Regions from separate parts of the Mus musculus genome. Here region 2 is linked to region 1. A link is a loop called in an ENCODE intact Hi-C map of the cell type or tissue named here. Cell type or tissue: left cerebral cortex. All regions are shown on one strand. Each heading gives the region's core, and the rest is flanking DNA. Links, peaks and the distances in the headings are about the cores only. Region 1 holds the start of Enah (ENAH actin regulator). Region 2 overlaps Enah (ENAH actin regulator).

Region 1 (10,578 bases), core at 1,180-9,179:
AACTTAAAGGGATGAGGAGGGGGAAGGCTTTAAGCTCTTAGCAGTGATCTTCTGATGGTGGAGAAGCTTCAGTCATGCTTCCTCTTCATGTCCATAAATGGAGACCAAGCCTACTGATGCTATCAATTTAACCAAGGCTGGCTCGGGGGAAGCCCTCAAAGCCAGACTGACTCCCATAGCTGGCCTAGGGGCAGCAGAAGCTTGGTTCCTCTCATTCCCAGTAGTGTGGGTCAATCTGCTACACCAAGCTGGGGTAAAACATCTCAGAGAGAGAAAGTTGAGCTCTACTGTGTTAGGAAGGAAGTTCGAGGTGGGAACGTAGCTAGTGGTTGAGAACACCTAGCTTAGCATGTGAAAGCAGGGTTAGATCCCTAGCACATGCATGTGCACAACACACACATGCATTTCTTCTGAATAGTGTCTTCCATATCTTAGGGGAGCTGTCTATTCACTCACTGATTCATTCTTCCATTCACCTTTCAAACATCAGGTCCCTACGTGTTGGTCCTGGCACTGTGTTCGAGTATAGTATGGAGCTGAGATCATTTCAAAGACTTCAATGATTCAGTCACGCCAACTTTATTTTTAAGCAAAAGTTTAGGTTTATGAGGAGAGAATCAGCTGTGGGAAGTCAGTATGATGTGGGAGGAACAACAAGGTACCAAGAGATGGAAATCCTGGGTTTGAGTTTCAGTTCTACTACAAAGGCACTATGAGGCAATGGGCAAGTTACTTAACCTATCCGATTTCACATTCTTCTTCTAAATGACTGAATGACTTAAGATATCTCCCCTCTAAAATTCTTTCATTCTATATAGTAACACAGTCCATTGAAGTTTCCCACGTGACCAGAATTAGTCTTGTTTCTAGCTCAAGTTTCCATTTTGTCCTTTCAATGTTAGACCAAATATGAACAAGAAGTAACATTTTGTTAGAGCGAACAAACCGTCTTTCCACAAAATGACCTTTGGAGGTCAGGCTGGCCAATGCAAGATCTAAATCCGAAGGCAATGGTGTGACCAACTTGTGAGCTGGCAAGCTGCCATTAAAAAGAATGGAAATGGGTGTAGGCAGCCAACATTCTTGGCTGGTACATTTTTAATAAACACAGAAAACAAGAATAGCATTTTCCTCTTGGATCACTTAATTTGGTACTCATACCATGGGGACATCAGCTGTTAGCATAAAGATGATGGTGATTTCGTTAGATCAGGATGGGATTAGCTAGCAAAAATGAGAAGCAGGTTATGATGTCATTCGCAAGGAATTTTTATTGGTGTTTCTTGTCTCTGACAAGAGATAGTTTGAGTCATTACAGCAGTATCTCCACCTCTTCTGGTGGTGGTAAGGCTTTTATCTGAAACCTAAGCTCTGTTGTACTTACTATATTGGTATGAATGAACTAAGGAGAGCTGGGGTGACTTCTGGCTGAATGTGTCTTAATTCTTTCCCCAAGAAGATTCAATAGGCATTAGTGCTTTTTTTCCTCTTTCTAGACATTAGTTAACTTGTTGAATACTTGAGGTGCAAGCATTTTATACAGATGCCCTTTATACAAAGGCAGTGCACCTCAGAGCTGAGATGTTTTTCTAATCACGGCTATTGTACTAATAACACACGAGGTTGTTTGAGATGTATATTTCTGTCTCTTCTCGTAATATGGGCAACAAGGACATTTGGCTGACAGGGCTGTTTTCTCTTCAGTCCTTGGAGATCCTTGAATAAAATGCTCTGTGATGGCAAGCTGTAATTAGCTATGTGGGTGGAAATTAGTGTTCTTCAAGTACACCATGTTTAGAGCAGAGGCACCGTGCTTTTTACTACCCGAGGCCACCCTGGTCCTGTGCCACAGCTCTAGGTCACTGCTTCTTGCAGGGCTTCCTTCCAAAAAGCAAACCGCCTTTGTTGAGCTCTGAAACCAGGAGGCTTTTCATAGTTAAAACAGGTTAAACTGTTCTCCAGACAATTCAGGCATTGACCAAGGATGGATAGGATACGTTAGCTTGTCATTTGAAAGTGCCCAGAATGCCAGCTTTCATAAGTATCTTTAGAACCGCAGCTCATTTTATATGGAACATCAAACTTTTGAATGGATTCCTGCAGTATTGCTAGGTCCTCCATTTTGGATGTAATAGAAATCGGGTAGCTGCAAAAACCCTTTCTAACCTAGTCTAGGCATCTGTATACTGCGCACGAAAGCGGGCTCTCAGTTTTTAAAAAATTTTATTAGATCATTGGATTTGCTGTTTTTCATTCTACACCCCCCGCCCCAAATTCGGGCTTCTCAGAGGCCTCCTGCACCATCTGACTAAACCATTCGCTGCGTTAGTATTTTCTATCTACCTTCTCAAGGAGGTGAGCTCCAGACTAGGTGAAAGACAGAGCATTTAAAATTATCCTCAGTTTCCATCCCTCCCCGCCCCCGGCCGGGATTCCCTTTCAGCTGGTGACGACAGAAAGGGTTCCACGGGCTGCGTCTCTCGCGGCTGCACAGGGTTCCGCGTGCCTCGGGCCACCGCGTTTCCCGACACCGATGCGTTAGCTGTGTGTGTGTGTGTGTGCGCGTTTATGCGCGCGTGTGTTTGTGCAGTCATCCCAGTACTGTGCGCGCGTCGGCCGGATCCCCAGGTCCAGCACGCTCGGGGGTCCTCGGGAATCCGGGGGACGACGATGGCCACGTTTTGCGTGTTCGGAACTCTCCTACATCCCGCCTACATCCCACGGGTGGGGGTGGGTGGGAGGGAATCACATCGCGGCGGGGACGCGCAGAGGGGGATGCCGGCCCGCGCGCCCTGGTCCTCTCCGCGATCGCGCCCGGCTCGTCACGCCCCCCCCAACCCCCCCACCGCGGTTCGCTCCTCACCTCAGCCTCCGGGCTGCGGGAAGGCCGCGGCAGGAGAGCGCGGTCAAGGGCAGAGCGGGCGCCGAGCCCCCCTCCGACCGCGGGGGGCGCGGAGCCGGGTGGGCGGCAACAAAGGGCCGTGGCCGCACCGCCGCCTCGCCTCGGCCGCCGCCCCGCAGCCCCCTCGTGCGCAACGCCCCTCGCCCCGGGAGGGAGGGGGAGGGGAGCGGGCGAAGCGGGAGCGGCGGGGGCGGCGGGAGGAGGGCGGCGCCTGCGTGCTCCTCCGCCGCCCCGCCCCCGGCGCCCCGCGGCGAGCCCGGCTCTCCTCCCGCGGCTGCAGCAGCTGCCGGTTCCTCACGGCCTCGGCGGCGGCGGTGACGGCGGCGCGCTCGGAGCGGCCTCTGGAGCGGCGGGCGGGCGGACGGACGGACGGACGGACGGGCGCGCGGCCCCGGCGGCTCCCGTCTGAAGCGGCGGACGAGGCTCGGCGGGGAGGAGGCGGCGACGCAGGCGGAGGAGGCGGCGGCCGCCGGGGACCCGCTCGGCGCCTCGGCCCCGTGCCCCGTCCCCAGCCCGTGGTCGCTCGCGCTCGGCGGGCCGGCGCCTCGCCTCTGCGCGCGGAGATGGTGTAGCCCGGCCGCCGGAGCCGGAGCCGCCTCTGCTCGCGCGTCCCCGCGGCGTCCGCCTCCCCGCCTGAGAAGAGACCCTCCGCTCGGCGGCTCCCGCGCCGGGGAAGCCTCGGCGCCGCCGGCACCATGAGGTGAGGGGCGCGCGGGCCGCCAGCCATTGTGCCGCGGCGCCGCGACCGCTCTGCGCGGACCCGCCTGCCCCGGCCCGCGGCGCCGGCTCGGCTCTCCCGGCTCTTTCTCGCTCCCTTTTGTCCCTTCGGGTTTCTCCGGTCCAGCTGCCCTGCCCAGCCGCTCTGATTTGGGGGAGGGGGCTCCTCCCGGTGTCCCCCTCCGATGCTCTTCTTTTACCCAGGATTTCCCTTCCTCAATTCAATATGCCAGCTCCCTCCCTCCCTCCCCCAGCCTGGGTTAACGAAACCCAGGAGATGGGGAGGGGCTCGGTAGTCGTAGCGTGCTCGTTGCCGAGAAACAGGTATTTTCCGTACATCTGTAAAAATTCTCTGCACTTTTAGTACAAAGCTCTAGTGTTTAATTAAAAGGGGGGTGGGGAGGAAAGTTTGGAAGGTTTGAAATCTCTGCGGGGAATAAAGTGCCTCTGGTAGGGGTAAAGCGGAGGAGCGGGGAAAGGTGAACATTTCTCGATGGTGGGGGAAGGGAGAGCATTTACTAGGTTTCCTCTGGCGGGGGACAGTGTGAGGCTGGGATAAGTTGGTTGAGGTTTGTAAGCCCGGGCGGGGGAGGGTTTTGTTTGGAAAGCCCTTCTCTCCGGTTCGTAGCAGCCTGTGTTGCATTGCAGCAGAAGCGGCCGCGTTTCCCTTCCTCTGTAATCAATACAATTATTTATTTATTTTTCAGCCCCAAAGGAAAGTCTTGGATGTACCGTGGTGAAATGCTTTTTGATTGATACGGTGAAACATATGGTGTGATGTTTTTTAATTTTTGTCTCTCCAGTTGTGTAGGAGAATAAACCATGATGTGGTGTGTCACTCATTGGCGACCACCCACCCCAAGCCTTTCCTAAGGTTGTTTTGTGTCCATAACCTCCCGCTTTTGGATTGGTGCAAGACTTAGTGAGAAATAGGACCTCGTAGACTGAAGGCTGATGCATTTTGCGTACTCATCCTTAAAGGCCTCCCTTTTAGGTTAAACAATTGTGGATGAAGTAAATTCCTCCGTTTCTTCCTCCCTCCCGAGATAGTCTTTCAGTTCATTTGGATTTGAATCTCCTTTGTGTTAAAGATTAATGGCCGACGGTTGCCAAGACCTTTATAATGTAATGAAATGAGATTTGAATAATATCTTCAAATTCCTTCTCTTTGGCCTGAAAATCTTGTCATTGGAATTTCCCCCCTTATTTCTGTTTGAAACTTTAGCTTTTATATCCCCCTCCTCAAAAAAAAAAAAAAAAATCAGGGTTGAACACAGACCCGTTACAATTTTAAGTATATTTTTGTGCTGTGTTTACTTAAGCTTACTATGAATTTTTCTGATTCTGGGTGACAGATCTTTATGTTAGTGTTAGATTTTTGCCAAGTGACCCCTTTTCCTGGGTGATTTCATACAACTTATTTCAAATGTTTAAAAAGTAATTAATGGCATAGAAATCAAGATTAATCTTTGTAAAATGCAAGTTGAGAAACCTGTTATATTTTTGTGCATTTTTGCTAAGCTACTGGTGGCCTTGAAAATTCAGGAACTGTTAAAAAACATGACTGTTCTGTCAGGTAATATTACATACTGTTGATTGTACTTTAGTGACATAATGCTATATAGGTCTTGCCCAACAAGTTAGTAGTTAGTAGTTTTTTGGTTTTTTTTTTTCAGACTTGCAATAATTTTCTTAAAACATTAAAAGGACAAAATAAAGCAGGGTATTTTAACATTTGATCAAAGCTATTTGAAAGCTTGTGAACAAAATATATTCAAGTTTGAAGTATTTAGTAAAACTTAAATCATACACTGTCTCAGTAAGTTATGTCTGGACTTAGAAGTTCTAGCTTCTAGCGAAATATAACTAATGCTTTGAAAGCTGTTTTCTTGCCATATTTCTTACTAGCTGTAGAGATAGAGAAATCACACTGACGTTTTCCCAGTGGTGTAAATACAGAACATTCCCCCCAGGTCTGAGGAGTTTGCGCAGTCTACAGTAATTCTTTGTAGGCTGATTTTGAATAATTTAAGAGCAGAAAAGAGGATCAGCTAGTTTTTCACTTTGAAGGGCTTTGTAGAGTCGCTCTTGAGCAGTTCCTAAGAGGGTGAGGGTAGGGTGGTTTGGTCTGAGGTAACCTCAGATGCTGTAGGAACTAAAAGTTAACCTTTTCATGGAATGACAACCCCCCCCCCCCCAGATCCCCCAACCCAGAAACAGAGATATTGAAGAGGGCATTTCCATTAAGTTGGTCGGAACTCTGAGGCAGTAAGTATCTTACAGAATTGAGTATTTGTGGTAAGATCTCTCAGATGTTTTAAGTTTAGGAACAGTGTGTTTTGTCACATAGTGTACTCTTATACAGTAGGCAACTGTGCGTTCCTGAAAGTCTAAAGACACAATCTACATGTAAAGTGCTGTGTATAGAGTTATTAGATCTTGATTAGAGGTGAGCAGTAATAACAAGTGGTCTAGGATTTACAAAGGACAGTGAACCAGTTGAGGGGGGAAAAGCTACAGGCCAAAAAATACCAAACTGGTATCTGTAGTAGCCTGTTGAGTTTGGTTCTGTACTGTTTTTCTTGTCATGTATTAGAAGCATGGAAGATTCTTTATGATTGAAGTATGTATGGGATGGTATTTTTTTTTTTAATTTTTATTTTTTTGGTTTTTTGAAACAGGGTTTCTTTGTATAGCCCTGCCTGTCCTGGAACTCACTTTGTAGACCAGGCTGGCCTCGAACTCAGAAATCCGCCTGCCTCTGCCTCCCAAGTGCTGGGATTAAAGGTGTGCGCCGCCACACCCGGCTGGGATGGTATCTTTTAAAAACTAGTTGATCACTCAAAATTTTATGTCTTTCTTTTTTTAAAGAGAAAGAAGAACTTATTATTAAAATAGTTCCCTATAGTCTGGTTTCTAGGAAGAGCTCAGAACATTTTAGATTGGCATTTTTGTGCCATAGTGTATGACCTTGGCTACTGTAATGCTAGATACTCAGAGTTTCTCATATAAAAAAGGCAAAGTGTGGTTATGAGGATTCGGCCAAAGCTACTTACTGAGTGACCTTGACTAAGCATATAATTTCACAGACACAGCACACAGCTTTACGATATATGTGTGTGTGTGTGTATATATATATATATATATATATATATATATATATATATATACACACACATACACATATATATCAGTATAGATATATAAAGCTGTATGTAGTTTATTTATTTGCTTTTTGAGACAGAGCTCATGTATTTTATGCTGGCCTGTGACTCTATTGTATAACTGAGAATGACCTTAATTCTGATTCTCCTGTCTTCACCACCAGAATGGTAGGATTACAGACTTGAGATGGCATCCACAGCTCTATGCTGTATTGGGGATTCTACCCAGGGCTTGCTGGATAAACATTCTGCCAACAGAGCTCGTCTGTGCCCCAGCACATACCTAGGTGACTCTTCACCCGGTTGTGAGGACCAAACATAGAAGGTGCTTTGTGTGCTTCCCTTGTTTTAAGACGCAAACTTCTTTTAGACTAGTTGTACAAAACTTTTGGGCAATTTGCTTCACTGTTGACCTTATTTAAGGATGTCAGCTACGTTGCCCTTTGCTGATGTGGTCCAGTAGGTTGTGGCTAACATGCAGATAAGGGCAATGATACATTTCTGCTGGATTGAGGAAGAATGCCATGTATTCATTAGTAATGTTTGCTTGACACATGGGTCCAGAGAGTGGTTTCAGGAAGGCTACTTATTAAACTGTTCTATGCCCAGCCTTACAGGTTAGGTGAGGAAACTGTTTTCTTTTCCGTTTTCTTTCTGTGTATATGTTTAGTCTTTGAAGTTTTTTTTATGGTTTTGCTACCTTAATTTATAGTAATGATGAATTTAAAATACATATACAGGTACAGTGAAGGGACAGAGAATTCTGTCTTGTTAATTGAGCATATTGGTAAAAAGTAATCCTATTCTTTCACAGGGTGGTAGTGTCAAGATTCATATCCAGGAAAGGGTGCAAATGGTAGTTTCCACTTTCATGGTTTGCCATTTATGCTTGTAGCTGTTGGGTATGTGACTCTTTCACAGATATTTATTTTACAAGTAACTACATATTCAGGTTTTGTTTGTTTGTTGTGTTTGTTTTTTCAGGACAGTTTTTATTAAATATGTAACTCTGGCTGTCTTGGAAACTCACTGTGTAGACCAGGCTGGCTTCAAACTCAGAGATCCACCTGCCTCTGCCTCCTTAATGCTGGGATTAAAGGAGTGCGTCACCACTGCCCGGCCATCTTCAGGGTTCTTTTTGTTTGTTTGCTTTTTTTGTTGTTGTTTTTTTGTTTGTTTTTGAATATCAGTTTTATAGTTTTTAAGTGAATAAACCTTGAAAATATGTATGGATAAGTAGATACAGCTTATTTAACTTTATGTAATAGTCAGGGGTTTGGAATAAGCAAAGCACTTAGGCAGGTACTATTTGGGCTGTACAGAAGAAATTACATTAGTTGCTTTAATATTTTATCTTACAGACAACTTTAAGAGCAGGGTGACTGTACCTTTCTGAATACCCAGCTTTTATTTTGAGAGTAAGGAGGTATTTGGAAAAGGAGATGCTAGTTTTATGGGGTCAAGGGGTGGTAAATACTTAGGCCCTTATGTTTCTTCTCCCCCAACCTCTTCTTTGAAACTGATTGAATTGAGAAGAAGTAAAGGCTATAAAGATAACTGAGTTGAGGTACCACAGGAGATGCCTCTAAACATAAGCTTCAGAACTTTGCTTTATGGAAAAACACAAAGAGCAAAGAGGCTTCCTTGTAACAGCTTAGTAGTCCCAAACTGCCTTTTTTTACCCCACCCTAAGTTGTAAAGGATCTAATAGTCTACTCTCAAGTCCTCCACTAGCCCAAGGTTCTGTATCTTCATATTCAAGTTACCAGCAAACCACTCGGCATACTGTGTGTGTGCCTCTGACTGGCATTCTCTTAGAATCCTTTAGAACCTTCCGTACTGACAGTCACAGCCACAGCTTTGGAGTGCCTGTAACATTCTAGAGCTGTACTGGGTACAGCTCTGGTAGGATGTATAGTATTTTCAGGTACCGGTATTAATAAAGTTACTTAAACAAAAACCAGCAGCACTACTACTACTACAAGAATGGATGTAGAATTTGTATCTCACACGATACCAAAGCTCAGAAGCAGCCAGGGCCTCAGAATCAGGTTTGTTTATCTCCAGAGCTCTTTGGACCATATTTCTTTGACTTCATTGTAAAATACTAAATTAATGGAAGAATAATTCTGTTTTTTTTAGTGTCTGATCAGAGATTTGAATTTGAGCAACTGACTTATGAATCTCTTGGTTCAGCTTGTTTCTGTATCTCAGTGCTTGAGATACCAGTTTGGTAGTTTATGATGTTCTCGACAGAAGAATTATTTTCTCAAAGCTGGAGAGGGGAAGTTTAGGGCCAGTGGGGCCTGGTGAGGGTTCTTTGTTGTCATTTGGGGGATGAGACTAGGGTTAGGGATGGATAGAGATTTTTTTTCTTCCTTAAAAAGCCATCAATCTCATTGTCTTAGAGGTCACTTAACTGTAGTTCCCTCCTAAAAGCTCTATCTCCAAATGAGTTACACTTGGCACACAAAATGGACTTGGTAAGAAAGAATGAATCCTCTATTTCTAGGAACATCTAACATCTTACAAGCTTATGCTAAGAATTTGAAAAGCCATGTAAAGTGTTAAGCTGCTTTAGAAAACTTTAGAAGTTCCTCAAAAATTCAGGCCATCAACAATATAAATTGGGAGGACGCAATTCAGTCTAAATAGCAGAACATACTTGCATGTTGGTGGAAAAAAGGTAATCTCTAATGCTTGTACTAATCCTAGATAGGCCTTTTAAAATGTAACTACAGAAATAATCTACTAAAGAAAGTATGTATGGGGGAGGTAATATACCTAAGTCACTTGGATTTCCAGAAATATATTCATATTGGGAAGCTTCCATAACAATTTTAACTCAACATACAACTTTCCTGAAGACTCCTTTTGATGTGAAACAAATGTATATGTATCTAAGGGTTGAGTAAATGATACGGTGTGAAAATGGCATGATATAAAGAATACAGATTTTGAAGTCAATTCCAGATTCAGATTCTAGATTTGATATTTACTCACTGGTTTGTAAGTATTGTAAACTATTGATTTGTATTTCTTCTGTAAAGTTGTAGTAATGTTTACCTTGCAGAATTGTTAGAAAAATTAAATAAGGCTCTGTCTGGCATAACACTTGGTACACAAAATGGCCTTGATAAGAAGGAATAAATCCTCTTTCTAGGAAAGTCTAACATCTTATAAGTTTATGCTAAGAATTTGAAAAGCCGTATAAATGTTAAGCTGCTTTAGAAAACTTTAGCAGTTCCTCAAAAATTTAAATTCAGAATTATTTGATTCAGTAATTTCACAATAGAGGCAGAGAGATGAAAACATGTCTACCTAAAAGCTTGCATACAGATGTTCATAGCACCATTATTCAAATCAGGGTACCTGATTGCCAGTAAGTTGAACGAATGATCAAAATGTGGTATACCCTTAAAATTCAAAAAATATTTAACCATCAAAAATAATGAAGTATTTGTATATCCTACTGTGTGGATGAAAACATGCTAAGAGATGAACGCTAGATTCAAAAGGCCACATACTGAATGATGCTATTAGTACATCAGTGGTCGCCAGGAGTGAGGGAGGAATGAGGAGTTTGGCAAATGTTTCAGTATGGATGTGCCTTCTATTTGACACAATGAATATGCTGTTGTATTAGAGGTACAACCTTGTGTACATATTAGAAGGTGAATTTTTCTAGTGTCTGAGTTATAGCCTAACGTCTCAGGTGTTAGATTATCATTATTATTCGTGTTTTTTCTTTTTTAACTAGAATAGACAGTACCGTAAGAGAATCCTATCTGTTCC
Region 2 (10,578 bases), core at 1,396-9,395, 62 kb after region 1:
AAGGCATGCACCAACATGCCCGGCACATTGTATGCTTATGGGACATTTTTATCTATCTACTTATTGATCAAAGATATAGTTTGTGTGGCTCAAGAAGTGATTTGAAAGTATAAATGGTTTCAGAAAGTATTGTTAAATTCATAAGTGATTAATAAAAATGTGGTAGGCATTAGTGTTGCTGGAATCTTTAGGCTTTTCTTTCCAGTTCATATCTAAGGTGAGCTTTTGGTAATTTCCTTTTTCATATCTACAAGACAGTAGCTGGGTTGTCTGATTACTTGATGCCTTGGTCCCGTCCGATCCAGATCAGGATCCTCAGGCAAAGGAAAAAGTAGATCATGCCTTACTGTTGTATACTAACAGTGGGGACTTTTACAGATTGTAGACTTAATAAGTTCCCTTGTAAAAGTGTTTTTTTAAAAGATGTAATTTAACTAATGTTTAAAACCACCCTGCTACAAAGTGCAGGGAAAATATACTTAGATTCTATTTGGTGCCCTGTGAGTTCTTGCTCGGAGAGAGTTAGAGCTGTACTTTTCCAGTAAGCTGTAATGTAAACAGATGCTGCAGTAACCCTGAATTTTAAGTTTGTTTGTCAACTGGTAATAGCTAGGAATTTATAATCGTCACGCATGCTTGAAAGGAATGGGCATTGAAACTGGTTCTTCTGCAAAAATTGGGACTCCAAGAGGCTGTGTCTCATAAAAAGAGGACACAGAGAAAAATCCTTCTCTTTTTACTGAGGAGACTGTTTGCCTGAGAAATAGAAACCGCAGTCTCCCTTACATAACTTATTGACTAATGCTGATAGCAGGGGCAGTGGGGTTCTTTAGACACCTGATTAAAAGTGCAGTGCTCTCTGATGAGAAACTGTCATAGTTGTGGGTTAGTCTACAGAAATTAGTTCACCTCTTCTCTGTTGTGTGCCCCCCTCCTCCCTAGCTCTCCTTTTTCTCTCACTTTCCTCACTGTCCAGACACAGCCTCTGATCTCCTGTTTCTCTACCAAAAAATCCACGTATCACTGCTTGTCAGTAGCTGAGCTATGGTGTCTGCTTCCTTTTTATCTGTTCCCCTGCTGAGTGGTCCCTCAGGTTAAAGGCATGTCAGATGCTGCCCAGGATACAAATAAAAAATCATTGAACTCTTTTCCCCTTGTTTTTACATGCATGAATCTTGCCTATGCATGCCTGAATCAAATGTGGAAGCCAGAGAATGGCATCTGACTCCCTGGTACTGGATGGTTGTGAGCCACTATGTGGATCCTGGGAACTGAATCCCAGTTGTCTAGAAGAGCAGCCAATAGTTTTTACTGTCTCCAGCCCCCTGTTGAACCTTCTTAACATTTCAAGCTAAGAGCTGTAAGAAAAGGCTGAGAAAGATATTAATAGAATTGAAATTATAGTAGGTAGATGATTACTTTGCTTTTAAAATATGAAACTTTTAAAATCTGCCAATGGTGACACAGTATCTCTCTCTCTCACTGTGTGTGTGTGTGTGTGTGTGTGTGTGTGTGTGTGTGTGCGTGCGTGCGCGCGCGTGTGTGTGTATGTGTGTGTGTGTGTGTGCGCGTGCGCGCGCGCGCGTGTGTGTGTGTGTGTGTGCGCGTGCGTGTGTGTGTGTGTGTGTGTGTGTGTGTGTGTGAGACAGAGAGATCCTATCTTCAAAACAAAACAGGAATCAATTCTCTCAATCATCTAACCTTTGAGAAAAATAACTTTGATCTTTAAAAATAAGAAATACAATCTGGTGTGGTGGTACGTGCCTTTAATCCCACCACTTGGGAGGCAGGTAGAGCTCTGTGAGTTCAAGACCAGCCTGATCTGCATAGCCAATTCCAAGACAGCCAGGGCTTCATAATAGAACCTGTCTCAAACCCAATAAACAAACAAAAGAAATATATGTATTCTCACTTAATGGTAACTATCTAGGGAATGACTAACCACAAAAGCATGCTATATGGCCAGGTTGTGTTATAGTTTCATGCAGCCTAACTCCATATAGGTGGTAGTTCCATTAATATAGCCCTATTCATTTTTAGCCTGGCCACAACGAAGTGAAAAGTACATGAATACCTATTTTTTTGTGACTTGCCACAGCATTAGCCTTGTCTAAAGTCAGCTATAACTTTCCCTATCTTCTCAACAAATTTGTTTCTTTTATGTCCCTGCTGAAATTTATCACAACATAAATATTTCACATTGTATCTTTATTCACAAGCTTAAGATCCACACCCTTCAGAAGCTAGCATCATGCAAAAAGACAAAAGATACTTGGTATGAACCACATTTTTTAAAAAATTAATTTATTTTTTATACTCCATATTTCCTTCCCCGTCCCCACCTTCCAGCTGCTCCACATTCCAGAACCACATCTTTTTTAACATTGTTCTATGCCTAGCCAGTAGGTAAGCAAGAAAAAGGGAATAAAACAGAGGGATTAAAGAGTATGAAATGAAGAAGTCAGTTGTTGGTGATTATGTTTTTAGATAGAACAAAATCTGATCATAAATCATGGGAATCAGAGGATGTTAGAATTAATAATAAACCTTGGGTTAGTAATAGGTTAGAACTAAGTAAATTTAATAAATATTCCAGATAGGTTGTCTAGAAATGGTTTTCCTCTGAGTTAGAAAATGAAGAGGTTAAGTAGATACTGTTTCCAATAGTGTCCTAGTTACTTTGGTGATTCTGTGAGGAAATATGCTGACTAAAGCAACTTGAGGGAGCAGGAACAACAATCTGTCTGGTCACATTGCATCTCCATCTAGGAAGCAGAAAGTGAGCAGGAAGTGAAGCCAGGCTGTAGATGTTCAAGGCTTGTGTACAGTGACCACTTTCTCGAGAAATGCCCAGCCTGCTAAAACTTTACACCTTTGCCAAGCAGTGTTAGCAGCTGGGAACCAAGTTGTTCAAATATGAGCCTAAGGAGGACATTTTAAGACCACAACCAATAACAATAACTACTTTATCAGATCCCACGCAAATTTAGTAGGTGTTCAAGATACCAATATAGAGAACTAATGAGTGTTAATGTCAGCCCAAGTAAGGACTATATGATACTCATGAAGTAAAGATAGCTTTGTGACATTAGTGATCAAATGGGCCTTTTTAGCTTTAGTACAGTTTTAAATTTGGGAATTGACAATGTTTTAAAAGTATAAATGGCAGCTTTCCACAAAGGACCAAAAATATCTAAAGCAGTAATGAGGAACAGAGTAGAAGGCAGAGTCTGGAGGTGGCACCTAGTGTAAAACTGCAATAGAGAAGACACTACTGTTGGGCGAATATTAGCTATACTGACCAGTGGGGAAAAACTCAACTTGTAACAAAAGGTAAACCTGTAGCTTAGCTAAAATAATTTGGACACACAAAGAAAAAACCCCAGGAAGCTTGAACTACCTCTCACCAGATTGCAAATCAGTTTCCGTTTTACTGGGGTGCAGGTGTTCATGGTTAACAGTAGAAAGCTTCCAGAAGACAAAATGAAGTAGTATTTTTATAACTTTCATTGACAAATATCTCTTAGAACACAAAAACATTAAAAGAGAAAAGCATTTTTAATTTGAAATAAAAGAAAAGGAACTTCTTACCATATTATTAACATTGAATAGGCAAGACAGGGACAAGATATTTGTCATATAAATATTTTTCCTTGGGCAGGCGAGATGGCTCAGTGGTTAAAAGTGGACAGAGAACCAGTGCTATCATTTGACCTCCATAGATGTGCCAGGCCTGTGTGTGTTCTTCTAATATAACTTAGGGATTACTTTAAGTATATAGAAAGATCAACACAACAGTGGCGGTGCTACACAATATACACAGCATACAAACTTTTGTATACTGCTGTGGGATTGTAAATGATAGGACACATTTAGAAAGCTATGTGGAGTTTTCCACTAAAGTTAAATATACTTATGACATCGACTAGTCCAACATGGGTTCATGTTCTGTAAAAACGTGCACTGTGTGTACCAGCAAATGTTTAATAGGATGTTCATGTTATTATTTGTAGTAGCCACAGATTCTGGGCAATAAAAATGTCAGTGAAAGAATGGGCAGGTTGAGCCAGGCGGTAGTGGCGCACGCCTATAATCCCGGCACTTGGGAGGCAGAGGCAGGCGGATTTCTGAGTTCAAGGACAGCCTGGTCTACAAAGTGAGTTTCAGGACAGCCAGGGCTACACAGAGAAACCCTGTCTCAAAACAAAACAAAACAAACAAAAGAATGGGCAGGTTGGTAGTTTATACAATAAAGCGAACAAACCATGGTTGATATATAACTGGATGACTCTTAAATATGCATCTGAGTAAAGAGGGCAGGTACATTTCCCAACATGAATTTTGTGATGCTGTTCTTATCAAATCGCAAATCTTATAAAACTAATTTGTAGTATTAGAGATAGATACTCTGCCTGGATGGGAGAAGTCCAAAGGGGACTTTACAGTTAATATTCCATTTTTCAATTTATAATTTATCAATAAATAAGTTAAAGTATATTTAATGAAGTACATTGCTTTTTTTGTTTTTGATTTATTATTTTGAAGCAGGCCTTTTGTGAACATACGATGGCTTAAGTTCCCTCAGACTCACTTCTGTAGACTTGCTTTTATTCTAGGCAACTGTTCCAACTAGTTTTCATAAACTCTGCTAGGAATATGTTTAAATAAATACCTACAGTCTAGATTTGTACTGACTTCTATTTTCCCAGTTTTTAGCTGGCTTTATAATGAATTAATTGTTTTTTAGGTTGTGATAAACTGTGCCATTCCTAAAGGGCTGAAGTACAATCAAGCTACACAGACTTTCCACCAATGGAGGGATGCTAGACAGGTGTATGGTCTCAACTTTGGCAGCAAAGAGGATGCCAATGTCTTCGCAAGTGCCATGATGCATGCCTTAGAAGTGTTAAATTCACAGGAAGCAGGTAAAGTGTCTGTGCTTTCCCAGTACTCTGCAGTGGAAATGCTATGTATATGTTAAAGCAAAACTTTCTCCTCAGCTTTTAAGTCATATATATATATTTTAAATAGTTCCTGTTACTTTCTAGAAAAATGTGAACTCTTTCTTACTTGTTTGTGTTAAAACTATAGTCTATCTGGGCATGGTGGCGCATACCTTTAATCCCAGAATTTTTGAATCAGAGGCAGGTGGGTCTGTGAGTTTGAGGCCAGCCAGGGCTATCTAGAGAAACCCTGTCTCAAAAAGGGAAAAAATAAAAAATAAAAGAGGAGAGGAAGAAAAGAAGAAGAAGCAGCAGCATAGTCTAGAAGCATAATGCTATGAGTTTAATTAGTCTAGTTTTTTTTAAAGCCTCATTTGAATTATCTAGATTAGTTTGTCCTGCTGTAAAAACTACCAGGTCTCTGTGTTGCTCAGGCTAGCCTCAAATTCTTCATTTCAGGCAATCCTCCTGCCTTCTGCTTTCCAAAGTAGCTGAAACTTCAATCATTTTCTTATGCCTTTTATTATTCGCCTTTTATCAAGAAGTACATAGGTTTCTAAAATGTACTTTTCAAGCCACCACTGAGCCTAGGGACTTATATTGAGAGTATGATCTCCTGATGCTTGGCTCTAATGCAATGATTCCATAACTGCAATTTTGCTATTGTTATAAATTGTACTATAAATATCTGTGTTTTCTGATGGTCTTTGTTGAATCCCTCAACCCCCAAAGTAGTTGCGACCCACAGGTTGATAAGATTTGAGGCACACCCTCATCGTCCAAGCCATAATTGGATTCTTAAAACTATATGTTGCTAAGAAGGAAGAATAGAAATAATTCACTTTGAAAAGCTCAAGTATTCAAAACCTTATTATCAGAGATATACTAAATTTTGTTTTGGTTTAAGAAACAGAAAAAGAAATACACAAATGTATGGTTCTCATTAGCAATAAATTTTATGATCAGAAAATGTTATATATGAAAAAAATACAAATGTAGTTACTCCTTCCTGTGTTGTATGTTTGGTAGTGATTTTATTGATATAAATGTTCCGTGTAAAACACATATAGCTTAATGAGGAGTATTACAGCCAGATAAAATATTGATATTTTTTTGATGATATAGAATTCTAAAAATCCATAATAAATGGTATATTTATAGATCTTACTCTGAAGCATGAAAGGTTCAAGGTATCTTAACTCCTTTGCCTGTTTTAAAAATGAATTTTAGAGGAATAGGCATTTTGAGATCTTGCAGAAGGTTCTGTGTGCCATTGTACCTCTATCTGTTTTATATGAAGTTTTCTTTAGGGGGAATTAACATCTGTAAGGAACATATTTGTTTTCATTGGATCTCCTTTGAGTAAATAAGCTGCTGGGACTTACTTTGGTTTGCCTCTTCAAGATGGCGAAGTCTGGTCTCCTGTAAATCATTTCTCCTAATAACTATACTGTCTTTGTCAGCATAGGACTTTATTAGCATATGTTATAGGAATAGTTTACACTGTAATAATTAGGAGACAAGCGAGAATCATAATTCCTGTATCTTAAATAGGCCAGTTACGTAATTTAAAGCGTGTGTGTGTGTGTGTGTGTGTGTGTGTGTGTGTGTGTGTGTGTGTGTGTAGCAGCTTCTGTTCCTGTGTTTGGAACCTATGACCATTTTCATTTCTCAGTTTTCAAATGGGGATACAGTTTAGAACTAAATGTCACTTAGCATAGTTCAAATTATTGTTAATGGTGGTTTTGTCTTGTTATTACCAAGTTGAAACTATTGTTCTTACCAGTGAATAATATTAGTTTGTTTGCCAAATGCCAATGCCCAATAACTTGTTTTATTCTGATCCTGATTGTTTGAAATTCAGTCTTCATGAAGAGACTCAAACTACATTCTTTTACAGAATAATAAACATTAAAAAATAGTTTTGACTCATAAAGTTTTACAAGTGAAAATTAATGGTTTTATTTGCTATAGAAGCATTTTTGGTGTGTACAGTATATAGGATTATTGTTATGGGTAAGTTTGACAATACATTGTCTCTTCTCTTTCATGTTTTCAATTGTAGTGTACAAAATGGTTGAAGTTAGTTATCTTTGTCATGGACCAAGTAAGTCACTGGCAGCGAAGTTCTTGGTTCTATTTTGTTCATTCAAAAAACAAAGCATTAAAATAGTTCATTTGTACATAGCATGATGTATTTATTTACGGAATTACTTTCCTTTGTAAATACCTGAATTTTGATGACATTGTCTTTGAAGCAGAAATATGGGGAAATTTTTTTAAGAATCTAGTGAGTGCCTGGAGAGATGGCTCAGTAGTTAAGAGCACTGTCTCTTCCAACGACCACATGGTAGTTTATAATACTGGAATCTGATGCCCTCATCTGGCATGCAGGCATATATACTGACAGAGCACTCCTATACATAAAATAAATAAATCTTAAAAAAAAATTCCTTAATTGTCATCTGGTGGTGTATGCCTTTAATCCCAGCACTTGCTAGGCCAAAGAAGGTGGGTCTCTGTGACTTCAAGGCCAGCCAGAGCTACAGGAGCCCCTGTCTCAAGGAAAAGGACCTGGAGAGTCCTCCTTGGGAAGGGATGCCTTTCTTATTCAGATTCTCACTGTAGGGGTGGTTTGTCCTGTACCTATTGTTGTTGTGCTGACCCCTCCCATCCACCTAATCAAACACACTCAGTAATTCTGAATACTATCATGGTCTTGTCTTTCCTTGCCAAAGCAATTTGCTTTTAGTTCACAGCCATATGTGTGTGTGTCTGTGTGCCTGTGTGTGTAATTTTTAAAATCATCTTCTGTATGCAAGCTTTTGGAAAGCTTGACTCTTTTGCAAACAGTAGCCCAACACACTTGACCAGAAGCAAAAGAACAAATATATTCATGAAGGTAGAGCTGTTATGTACATCCATCTGCCTGATTCACAGATTTTTGTCTCTTTCAAGTTTTTATTAGTATATATTAACTGTACCGAATAATGGATTGAGTGATGTTGATATTTTCATAATACACATAATATACTTTGACCATACTAATCTCCATTACCCTCTTTTTTTTATTTAATTTTTATTTATATGAGCACACTGCTGCTTCAGACACACCAGAAGAGGGCATCGGATCTCATTACAGATGGTTGTGAGCCACCATGTGGTTTCTGGGAATTGAACTCAGGACCTCTTAAAGAAAGAGCAGTCAGTTTTCTTAACCACTGAACCATCTCTCCAGCTCTCTATCACCCTCTTAGTTTTTACTCTTGTACTGCCATTTTTCTTCCTTCTTTCTGCCTTTCCTTCTTCCTTCTCATTCGCTCGCTCTCCCTTCCTTTCTTCCTTCCTTCCTTCCTTCCTTGGTGCTAGGAGTTGAACTGAATCCAGGGCCTTGCACATGCTGGGCAAGCACTCTACCACCAACTACATCCTCAGCCTGGTTTACCACTTTATAAAGCCATGCCCCATACTCACTGTTACTGGTCTTATTTTTCTTATGTATACTGTTAACTTGAGGATCTGCCATTACCATTATCAGTAAATCCTTAGTGATTCTCAGACTTAAAGGTCATGGACATCTTCGTTCAAACAGAATCTTTCTGCAGCTCAGTACAAATGGACCAAAAGTCCGGAAGAGGTGGCAAGGGGATGTCCTCTGATTAATGTGGGGCAGGGATCACAGCCACTGAGGGTCTGCATAGCTCTCCACCGCATGGTTTAGCTCTGTGCTCTCTTCTGCTTGAGCCAGTGATTCTACAGTTCTTTCTCCCTTTTTGGCTGCCATTTTTCAAAGCCCTCTTTTTTTTTTTATTTATTTTTTTTTTTTAAAGAAAAAGAATGCAGTGTTTTGGACTCGTCATTCTAACCTTTACAAGCTGTACTTGCATATATGTGTGTGTTTCATATTTTCAGTTTTTTTATGAAAAGGTGGGTGGCAGGAATGTTTTCCTTTATTTTGTTTTTAACATGGTATGCAATTATCTAATATACTGGAAAGTACAGGAGGTGCTAAATACAGTGTGTTATATTTGGAATTTAAAAAAAAAACAGGAATCACATGTTCTATCATTTTTTTTAAAGGCGATGAATTAGTGCTCCTGCTTTTATACCAAATGCTACAGTATAACTTTCCTTCTCACCTATGGAAGTTGTCTCAGTTTAAATTAATGTATTCTATAGACCAAACAACAATCTTTATTTCTATATTTGCTTATCAAGTATATTTATAGGCTTTTGTAGATAATAGCTGTGGCTTATGTAAGCTACAATGCCAGTCCTGTTGATGGCTGGTTGAGGTGAATTTGCACAGCCTTGTTGCATTTTTGTACATGGTTTAAATTGTTTGAAAATAGGAAATATGTCTTTAAATTCATTTTAAAGAAAGAAAATGTCATGCTAGTTAGATTATTCTGGTTTTGTTCAACCATGATTAAACATAGCTTACCAAAAGAAAAACCTCAAAATATTTTTTACTATTAACTAAGGACTGAGTTTGTTGGTTTGTTTTTTAACTATTGTGAAAGAACAGAGCGAGAGATAACCTTTCTATGGTTAAAGTTTTCATCAGATTTATAATAAATTTTGGTTCTATTAATTTTTTAACATAAACTTGGCAAATGTTACTTCCTTGAGCCTTAGCGTTATTCTCAGCATTATGTGCTGTCTTTGTTATGCTTGGAATTGGTAGGATTTTCAAAACCCCCAAATATCTCAAATTCTTGGAATTTTTTGTTTTTGTTTTCTTTTTGTTTTTTTGTTTGGTTGGGGGCTTTGTTTGTTTGTTTTGAAGCAGAGTCTCTGTATAACCCTGGCTGTCCTGGAACTCCCCTATGAAAAAAGCCCTGGCTCTGAACTCAGAGATCCTCCTGCCCGTTACTTCCTTTGTTGGGGTTAAAGTCATGCTCCACTGTGCCACACCCTCGACTACTTTGTCGCCAGTGGCAGTTTTAATTTGTGTAGTCTTGTAGCTGCTGAGATTAATATGAACAATACTAAGCTTATCATCTCAAAGTTTTATCCATAATGTCCTCTGGCTCACCTGCTCTTTGACATGTCACTGTCCAGCGGTCTGCTGATGCCCTCATTTTGTCACTGCTGCAGTTTGAGGCCGGGCTTCATCGCTTACCTGTGGTGCTTCTGATCCTCTTCTAGGATAAACCTCACTGGCAATTTTTATAGAAACCCTGTGAGTTTAGTGATATTGTTTTAGAAGTAAGATTTGGGCTCAAGGTCAGTAGATTGGCTCGCCCTAGGACCTACAGCCAGACAGTAGATCTTAAGATCTTATTTCAAAATTCAGATAAAAGATAAATAAATGGATCTTTGGGGGGAGGGAGAGAGAGAATGAGAATTTCTAGCTTTTGAAAAAGAACAGGAACTACCGAATCAAACTTTCATTTTCTGTTCCCTCTCTTATACCTCAAAGCCTAAATTTTTGTTCAGTGTGACAAACGTTTTCAATCCGAAAGTGATTTGGGCGAGTAAGTTCTCATTCTGAAAGAGAGCGATTGGGTGGCGGCACTGGACGACCTGTCTCTAGATCGCTCTTCTGGGTTTCCCTTAGTCCTACTCTTGCCCTGTTTTCTTGGTCCTCCTGTTGACCCACAAGAATGTGTTGAGTTGTGAGCTGGAATTG

The links. Hi-C counts contacts between places; a loop is a spot of excess contacts. Peaks named below come from ENCODE experiments on the same cell type or tissue, not always from the same donor. Only the 100,000 strongest peaks of a DNase experiment are listed, where the experiment ranks them.
Region 2: it touches region 1 in a loop (1.9-fold over the local background); 2 of 42 quality-filtered maps call a loop at or near these places.

What each region holds. Positions count from the first base shown.
Region 1 is chr1:182,012,554-182,023,131 of GRCm38, reverse strand. Enah (ENAH actin regulator) reads left to right here and starts at 3,152. Exons shown (of 15, transcript NM_010135.3): 1 at 3,152-3,602. The coding sequence starts at 3,598. In left cerebral cortex, for the core only: no CTCF peak of the experiment used is centred there; DNase peaks (open chromatin) are centred at 2,453, 3,181, 4,118, 4,506 and 1 more place; H3K4me3 peaks cover 3,247 bases; H3K27ac peaks cover 2,637 bases.
Region 2 is chr1:181,950,741-181,961,318 of GRCm38, reverse strand. It overlaps Enah (ENAH actin regulator), which reads left to right. Exons shown (of 15, transcript NM_010135.3): 3 at 4,748-4,925. Among named protein-coding and RNA genes, the nearest start is that of Enah, 64 kb to the left of the region's middle. In left cerebral cortex, for the core only: no CTCF peak of the experiment used is centred there; no DNase peak of the experiment used is centred there.